2 separate regions of the Homo sapiens genome follow, and region 1 is linked to region 2. Evidence: chromatin contacts called from ENCODE Hi-C data. All regions are on one chromosome and are shown on one strand. The core of a region is the stretch at or near the end of the contact, and the rest is flanking DNA. Distances in the headings are between cores, read along the strand shown. Region 1 holds the start of ENO4 (enolase 4). Region 2 has its middle 65 kb from the start of EMX2.

Evidence for each region. A loop is a pair of places that touch in the nucleus more often than their neighbours do. Pooled maps may share reads with other maps.
Region 1: a map with no recorded cell type shows a loop between it and region 2 (4-fold over the local background). The contact joins the promoter of ENO4 here to the enhancer-like site in region 2. A Hi-C loop is called at or near these places in 2 of 37 single-sample maps with no recorded cell type and 2 of 50 pooled maps.

What each region holds. Positions count from the first base shown.
Region 1 is chr10:116,848,249-116,852,755 of GRCh38, reverse strand. ENO4 (enolase 4) reads right to left here and starts at 3,257. Exons shown (of 14, transcript NM_001242699.2): 1 at 3,025-3,257. The coding sequence starts at 3,189. It also overlaps a transcript of HSPA12A not described here. RefSeq lists an enhancer at 4,441-4,507.
Region 2 is chr10:117,475,283-117,480,052 of GRCh38, reverse strand. No RefSeq gene overlaps it. Among named protein-coding and RNA genes, the nearest start is that of EMX2, 65 kb to the left of the region's middle. RefSeq lists a silencer at 421-650. Within about 2 kb of position 2,719, at least 2 of the 41 ENCODE cell types and tissues checked have a DNase peak (open chromatin) inside an H3K27ac peak, as active enhancers do.

The DNA of each region.
Region 1 (4,507 bases), core at 2,008-4,507, 630 kb after region 2:
GATATCCTGAGGGGTCTCGTATCTGCCAAGGTCTTTCTCTACACAACCTCACTCTTTCCAGTAGGGTAATTGGGACATCCTCACAGCATGATGACTAGATTCCAAGAGGACAAGCTTCCATATGCCAGCACTGATCAACTCTCTGTTTGTATCGTGTTTGTCAAGGTCCTATTGATCAAAGTAAGTGACATAGCCAATTCCAGAGTCAGTGTGGGAGGGACTTACAAAAAGGTGTTCACACTGGAAGTGTAGTTTCTTGGAGGACCATCAGTGTAACTCTATCACAGTGAGGAAGTGGCAGAGATAAGAATCAAAACCAGATCTGCCACATTCCCAGTCCAAAACTCTCTCATTCAGTTTTATGATGATGGAATAAATTGTATTGTTATTGCCTACAAGGATCTTTACCATGTGTGAATTCCTCTAATATGTCTGTCTTAGTTTGTTCTCACACTGCTATCAAGGACTGCCTGAGACTGGGTAATTTATAAAGGAAAGAGGTTTAATTGACTCACAGTTCTGCACAGCTGCAGAGGCCTCAGGAAACTTACAATCATGGTGGAGGGAGAAGCAAACACATCCTTCTTCACATGAGGGCGGGAAGGAGAAGTGCAAAGTGAAGCGGGGAAGCCCCTTATAAAACCATCAGCTCTCATGAGAAGTCACTATCACGAGAACAGCATGAGAGTAACCACCCCCATAATTTAATTACCTCCCACCCGGTCCCTCCCCACATGTCATATGTGGGGATTATGAGCAGTACAATTCAAGATGAGGTTTGGGAGGGGATAGAGCCAAGCCATATCAATGTTGGAGAGGGACAGAAGAAATGACATTGGAGCTGAACACTGGAGGAGGTATAGTGTTTCAGTGCCAGTCAAGGGGGAGATGTGGTGAGCAGATATTTCAGGGAGAGAGAATGGGACAAGCAAAGAGGAGGGAGGTAGGAAACTTCTGGCTTTGGGGAACAGTCAGTGATTCGGTGTAGAGGAGGAGGGCAGGGAGTGGGAGATGCGCCTGTTACCAGAGGGAGGGGCTGAGCACTGTGAACCACACACATGAAGGCCAGCAAGCACGGGAAAGCCACAGGAGGTTCTGAGGAAGAGAAGTGTGGTCAGACTTGCATGTTAGGACACTGCTCTGGCAGCATTCTGCAGGATGAACTAGATAGAGGGAGAGACGAGGTGAGAGTAAGCACGGCCAAAACTAGGGCAGTTACTAAGAAAAGGAAAAGGAGATTGCTTTTTTCTGTTTTTCTTTTTGAGACGGAGTCTCGCTCTGTTGCCGAGGCTGGAGTGCAGTGGTGCAATCTCGGCTCACTGCAACCTCCGATTCCCAGGTTCAAGGAGTTTGCTTTTTTGCCTCTGCAATTCCTGAACATCCTTCGAAGTCCAAGCCAAAGCCTTCCTGGATATACAGCCTCCAAGGATCTTTTCCATCCCTGAATTCCTTTAATAGGCATATAGGGATCTGCCCCTCAATCTAGCACACAGTCATCTATCACCTTATCTTTTGCTCCAATTATTTTATGTATTAGTGACTTTTGTCCCAAACTAAGATGTAAGTTCCCAGAGAGCTGTACAAACGAATATCCTGGCTGCCTAATAGAATAAGAAGATCATTATACTGGGGAACAAGAGTCCATGTTTTTAGTCCTAGCTTGTACACTAAGTAGCTGTGAGACAAAGACTTGGTGTCCCTGTAAAATGAGGACGTTAGAATAGATTGTGTTCAAGAATTCCTCTAGCAACAGATAGTAGGAAGAGAATGGAATGAGAGTCAAGCATTCACTCATTCATCCTGCAGGTAGTTTCTCAGCATCCACTGTGTGCCATGCACTCTGCTGGGTACTAGGGACACAAATGTGGTTTGATTTTTTTTCTTCTGTCACTATGTCCTTTGGGAAAATCATTTAAATTGCACTGGCCACAGGTTCTTTATTTGTAAAATGGGAATCATCATTTTTACCTCGTCGCAGTGGTACTGAGGATTGAGTTACAGTACGCAGCACAAGGGGCTCAGTAAACCCCACACCTCTCCCCTTTGATAGTATAGGCCATGAGTGGGAAAAAGTCATTCGCGGAACATCCTTTATATCAACTGCCTCAATACGACGTGGTTTTGCACCCTGACAGCACATCTGCCTCTTCATAGGACTCCTTCTGCTTGGTGTTCACATTGCCTCCTTGCTTTGCCTTGCCATAGTGCAAACTCCTAGGGGCCCCAGCCACACTGCCTTCCTTACTACTTATAGATCTGGAAGGGAGAAAACGTCTTTGCTTCAGCTGCTCACTGCTTAACGCTAAGGTATGTGCCAGATCTCAGGGCTGGGCAGAGACCCGGAAGGTGAGAAGACAAGGCTTCTGAGCCCAGCAGGGGCTCACAGGCTGCCTAGGGAGGCTGCCTCAAGAGACTACAATACACGAAGGAAATGCTGTAGGAACCCAGAAGGACGGTTGGTCCAGGGCTACGTGGGCAAGGCTTTGGTCTGAATTTTGGAGTTTAGGGCGGGGCTGGTCAGATATTAACTGGCATCCCGGCAGAGGAGCCAGTAGGATGAGGCCCCAGAATAGGCTGAAGCCAAGTTGTAGCAAACGCCAAGGTGTTCATCCTGTGATCAAAGAGGAGCTGCTTAAGGTCGGTGAGCTGAGCTGAGGGCATTAAGGTATGTGTTAAAAATGACAATTGGCAAGCATGGGCGGTGGGCCGGCCCACAAACGGAGAGGCCTCTTAGGCAGCGAGGAAGCCTGCCAGCCCCTGGGCTGCCGCTGCAGGTCAAATACGCCTAGCGCCCTCTTTCCTCCAGCTGCCTCCTTTCTGCCACTTTCTCTGGGGAGATCCCTTCACCCCTGGGTGTCCTTCCCGCTCCTTCCCTCCAGAAGTCTCCTCCGCACACGCAGGCCCAGGGCCCGGGCGGCTGGCATGCGAGATTCTGAGGCGCAGGCGCAGGCGCAAGGCGTTGCCGCAGCGCGGGGCGGGGGGAGAGGGGTTGGCGGGAGGAGAGCGCTTGTCCCAGGTCCCTACCAGGTGCCCGTAGACGTCGGCAGGCTGGAGGTAGAAGGTGGAGTTGAGCAGCTCTTCCAGCCTGCGCGGAACGTCGTTCTCCCGGTAGTACTCCATCGCCTGCTGCTTCAGCTTCTGCAGCTCCCTAGTGGTCCCACAGCTGCGGCCGCCGCCTTCTTCCTCCATGGTAGGAGATTTAAGGCTACAGCGGGGTTTAGCCTGGGGTCCCACGAGCGTCCCTGCTGTCGCTAGGCAACGCAACGTGATCCCGACCCCCAGATCTCGCGTGGCTTCCAGGCCTAGGTTCTTCCTGCGGTAAAAGTCGTTCCCTTTTATTGGAGCTAGGATGGTATTTGCGCTCGCTGCTCTGTCTTTTCTCCCTGCGGCATTAGGTCCGGGGGTTGGGCTCCTCCTAGACTCCCGAGACTAGGGCCCTCCCGGCTTCGTTTTTCACCACTTTTCCCTGGCGATTTTCCAGAGGGGGAAATCTTTAACGACCTCATCAAGCGCGTTTTGCCGGAGCGCGGCAGCCTTAGCTCCGAATTCCGGCTGGGGTCGCGCGCTCGGGTCCCAGTGGCCCAGCGTCTTGGGCCACCCCGCCCTCCCCACGCGCCCCCTTGCTCTCTGCTGTTAGTGAGCTCCTCCGGGTTGCTAAGGCCGCCCGTGCCAGGCAGGCCCACTCTGTTGGGGGAGGGATGTAGGGGCTCAGGGCATCCTTACTGAGCGGTGGCGATCTCAGGAATTCTTTCATTCGGCTCATGTTTATTAACTACCTGCTCTGAGCCGAGCCGTGTGCTGGCTGGGCCTGCTATGATGTCCAGGAGAGAAACGGCCACTTGCCCTTCTCTGGGATATTAGTGGGGGTGAAATCAATGGAATGAAAAAAACCAGTGTGGGTTGAAAATATCTGGGGTGAACCCTAAGGGATGGTTGTGGTTTGGGCAGACCTAAGGATGGGGGATGATTCAGGCAGGACTTGGGGAGGTAAAACGGAAATGGGGGAATGGCCTTGGCTCACGTTCCCTCTCCAGAATGCTGCCTATGTCCTTGCCCTTTTCAATCCGAAGTGCCTTCCTGGCTTCATTGTACCTGCCAGGTATCATGCGATTACAGAACTTAGTGTGCGTCCTCAGTTCTAGATACTTCCTCTGCTGCAGGAGTGGGCGGCGACGGACAGGGTGTTCTTGTTCCACTCACGCCTGTTTATGTTTCCTACCTAAGCAGATCAGTTACAAGATCTGTGCCACACTTTCCCCCCTCTGGAAAACATCATCTTACCTCCTCTGCCTGTTTCCCGAGTCACTTAGTACAAAATGAGGAAGTGAGTGAGAAAGCACTTTGAAACACAGTTATTTTCAATACATGCACGTATGGGTGCAGATGCATAAAAATGTGATGCTATAAGTACTGTTACACAAACCCAGACATGCACCTTCCAAACTTCCTCCGTGTTCTCTCTGCTCTCTTACGGAACGTCTCACTGTCTGTGTGTAATGGACCATCA
Region 2 (4,770 bases), core at 1,470-3,969:
CCACCAGACAGGCAAAGAGGCTAGCTCAGGTTAAAACCCTCACCACTAGATGGGCAAACGGGCTAGCTCAGGTTAAAACCCTCACCACCAGACTGGCGAATGGGCTAGCTCAGGTTAAAGCCTTCACCACCAGACGGGTGAATGGGCTAGCTCAGGTTAAAGCCCTCACCACCAGACTGGTGAATGGACAAGCTCAGGTTAAAGCCCTCACCACCAGATGGGTAAACTGGCTAGCTCAGGTTAAAGCCCTTGCCATCTGCATGGTACATCCACACGTGGTATAACAATGCCTTCCTTTTGCTCTATACCTGGCATCTATGTGCCCAATTTATAGATTCAGGCTGGCCTGTGCTCAACTCCCAGCCCCTCTATAAACAAGCTGGCCTCGGGAAGCCTCTTGAACTCTTTGAGCCTGTTTCCTCATCTGTAAAATGGGCAGGATAACAGTGCCTGCCCCACTAGACTTGTGAGAGTCAACAAGAGAATGCACACACAATGCTTGGTGGCTTGCGGGCACAGAGGAGGCTGCTCTCTTGCTAAAGATTAAATGCACCATTGCCTTTTGAGGAAGTGCCTCCTTGCCACTTGCCATTTCTGCCTCTGTCTCATCCTGCTGGAGACTCAAAACATCTGAGGGGGGCTGGCTGCGGTGGCTCACGCTTGTAATCCCAGCATGAGCCTTTGGGAGGCCGAGGCAGGTGGATCACTTGAGGTCAGGAGTTCGAGACCAGCCTGGCCAACATGGCAAAACCCCATTTCTGCTAAAAATACAAAGATTAGCTGGGCATGGTGGTGCATACTTGTAATCCCAGCTACTCAGGAGGCTGAGGCAGGAGGATCGCTTGAACCCAGGAGGCAGAGGTTGCAGTGAGCTGAGATCACACCACTGCACTCCAGCCTGGGCTACAGAGTGAGACTCCATCTCAGAAAAAAAAAAAATCTGAGGGGCCCTCTCATTCCCCCACAGAACCAAGCAAAGCCCTGGTTAGGAGGGCTGGTCACTGTCCCCAGCCTTGGCTCCCTGGAGAGAAGAAACGGTGCCTCCCCAGGTGTCTGAGGAGGGGAAGAGGAGCCTTCCAAGGGAGCACTAGGATGTTCATCTCTTTCCCCTTCCCTGCCTCTCTTTGCTGGGCTAATGTTCATTGAGCCCCTGCAGTAAGCCATGCGTTGTGGGGGGAAGAGGATAAGAATCGTCAGGAAGGATTCAGACCTAGTTGGAGACACGCACCCAGAGAGAGAGAGACAAATAACACACCACAAGACAGCCATCCCTCTCTTCAACAAACAAGCACAGCAAAACTCTCCAACCAACTTCTGCCTTAGGAGTCGAGGATACAAAAATGAATGAGACACTGTCCCTGTCCTCAAAATGTTTACCGTCTAATAATATAATTCCACTCAGCAACTGAGGGCTTCCAGGGGCTTTGCATGCTTTGTTTCATTTGTAATCCTAACCCACTCTCATGCAGGAGGTCCTAGTATCCCCATTTTGCAGACGAGGAACCTTAGACTCTGGAATGTGTCCATCGTCTGAATAATCACCACTAGGTGTCCAAAGTGCTCTAACTAGAGCCTACACACGTTGCCTTGGGAGCTTCAGACTGACTTTTCAGAGCAAGTTGTGGTCAGGGAAGAATAGTGTCTGAGCTGCTTCTTAAATGACTCAACCTCCAGCAGGCCAGGCAAGGCAAGGAATTCCTGGAACAAGACTAGTATATGCAAAACACCTGGGTATAAAAGAACACAGGGGGCATGAGCTATTTGCTCAATTCTAAAATCTAAGAGGTTTTCAAGGTAATGGTGGGAGACGTAGCTGCGAAGGGAGGCAGAAGCAAGAGCTTTGAACAGAAACCTAAAAAATAGAACTTCTGGAGGCAATAGGGAGCCATTGAAGGTTGTTAAGCAGGGAAGAGAGCATCTGAAAGATCACAGGTCAGTAGAAGTAAACCATATTGTCAGGGCTCTGAGTCATGGGAGAGAAGAACATGGGTAGGGTGAGCCAACAAGGTTCCTAGAGGCAGGGCACTCCAGTTAGGCCCAATGCTCAGATGAAGGTAGCATGTTGATAGGAAAAGGCAATGGTCAAATTAAGCCACAGACAAGGCACATGAAACCTGGAGCATTTCAGACTCAGTCTTGGATTTCCCTGCCTCCACCTCAGCATGGGCAAACTAAAAAAGAAACAGCTGAGAAAGTGTCAGATGTATTAAATCCACTGAGTTCCTGTCTCGGGCTCTTGGGCTCTGCCTTTCATGCTATATTTAGATGCTCCAGAATTCTCCTCTGCTCAGGCGTGTCCCACACCCCCTCAGAAGAGTGAGCATGTTTCCTGGGCTCCCCCCAGCCTTTGCCAACCCCATCAAGCTTCCTGTCTGACCCCAAGACACATTTTCCAACCAGGGTTTGAGGGACTCCACATGGCCCAGCCCCTCTTCTCCCTGAGATCTGGATTCCACAAAGAACCAGCCAGAATTTGGCATTATTCTCCTCATGAAGAAAAGAAAGCCTCAATCCTTTCTTTGGCTGGGTTTTTCACCATAACTGGTTTTCATTAGCTTTTAAATGGAAAATAAATTTTCCCCAATGGAACATTGCCATTTATTTGCAGAAAGTCATTGTTCATTTCATATTTTTTTATGCTGAATGACCCAAGCCTGAGTCTGCTGAGGCTCTGTCCAGGGACCCCAGGGAGTGTGATTTAGAAACCTTCCTGGCAGGCACCAGAAGAGACAGTGTCCAGTTGCCTCCTATTAAGCCTGCAGGGTTGAGAAAACTCACTTTCCCTTCCAGTCCAAGTCCTAGTTCACCTGGCAAAGAAGCAGCTTCTCAAAGTCTCCTCTTCCTCCTAGCCTCTCCTCACTCTGGTGCTAAAAAGAGAAGGAAAGAGTAAACAAAACCAGGAAAGTAATCCATTGATAAAACGCCAAGTGATGTTGTTCTGCGGAGCCAGAGTGGGGCCACCTGGGCACAATTCTCCCACAAAGGAGCCAACTCTACTGGGGCTGAGACCCAGAGCCATCTGGACTCCCAGGCCAGCCCCAGAGCATTGAGCAGCGGGTTAGGATACTTAAGGAGAGGCAAGTCAGGCAAGAAGCAGAAAGACAGGAAATGGAGAGATAGGAAGCAGAGAGACAGGAAGTGGAGGGACAGGAAGTGGAGAATCCAGCAGGGGCCAATGTTGGACAACACTCCTTTGCCAGCTGTGCTCCCCATGCAACGGGATGAGGAGATTTTAAGCCTCTACCAGAAAAACTCAAATCTGGAGATAATTTAATTTTTCCTGGGTCTCTGCCAGCCATCTCCAGAGTTTTGTCAAATTTTCCACCTACTTCCTCTGTGTGTGGAAACTCAGCCTCCATTTTAGAACTCCATTCCCAACAGTGGTTCTGCACCCCCACCCATGTTTTTTTGTTTGTTTGTTTGTTTGTTTGTTTTTGGTTATCCTGGAGGTTTTGTGGATTAAGATGTGTGAGATGAGGGGTTTATAGGGACTGGCTGGAGGTATGCCCCCCCTTCCACCCACACACCCACACACACATACACACGCACACGCTGTTGTGCAGAAGATGTTTCTTGGGTGGCTGAGCAAAGAATCAGGTATTTGGATGTCCTGATTTGACCCTGAGAAAAATAGCAGCCATCCACAGAGCTCTGAAACATACTTCCCACTGCTTGGAATGGCAGCTCCTCCTCAGAGTAAGTTGGAAATTTTTCTACTTTATTGCATAAATATAGAACCAAATCACACACTATATAAAGTTTTATATAGGAATATATAGATTTTAAAGTTCACGGTCTTCTCCTCTTTCCTTCTAATCCCACCACTCTCAGGATTACTATTTTGATGTGTATCATTGATTTTTTTATTCATGCTTTTTTAATGTAATGCTTATGAATACACATTCCCCTATTGGCTTTTCTCCCCCAGACAAAACTGGGACAAGCAATTAGCTTTTGAAAAATTTAACAATATATCCTGGCCATTGTTCCAGCTCAGGAGATATGGCTCTGACTCTTTTTTAACAGCTGCATAGCATCCTATTGTGTGGAGGTGCCATGATTTTATTAACCAGTCTTCTGTTGATGGACATTCAAATTGTTTCAGGTTTAGGGATTTTTGTTGGTTTGTTGGTGTGTTTCCTACTATTATAAATGACCCTGTAATAATTACTGTGCATCTCTCCTGCTGTACTGGCAGTTTTATTTTGTAGGACAAAGTTCTAAAAGTGGTCTAAAAGATTTACGCGACAGAGGAAACCTATGTTCAAATTGCAGTAGACACTGCCAGATAGCATCTCAGAAAGATCTTGCAATTCACACCCCTTCAGAATAAGTCTTCAACTCCAAAACCAGAGGGTGGTAATTTCTCAGGGAAGGCCTTTTTTTGGATTTCACTTTATATTTAGATAAAACATACAAAATTAGTTTATAAACTCTAAAGCATTTACAACTGAGATGTCAGCCGGTGATGATTTACTCCTAAATTCTAAGTAATAGCACTTCCAATCTCCATTCTACAGAATTTCCCTAAGCCATTGCCTCACCCAGGGTTTTGGAAGCTCCTGATGCAGGGTGAGAAGTGGGGGAGTTGATAGTTTTAAAGTCACTTCAAGCTCCTTACTGTAGCTCCAAACAGAAGAGAAAGAGATTGTATTTCTCTCCCTCTAATTATTGGAAAAAAGTCCTAAATTTTGCTCTAATTGGACCAACCTAGGTCGCAGGATTTGAGCCAATGTGAGTATGGCCTACCATGAATAAAGGGGAGAGGTT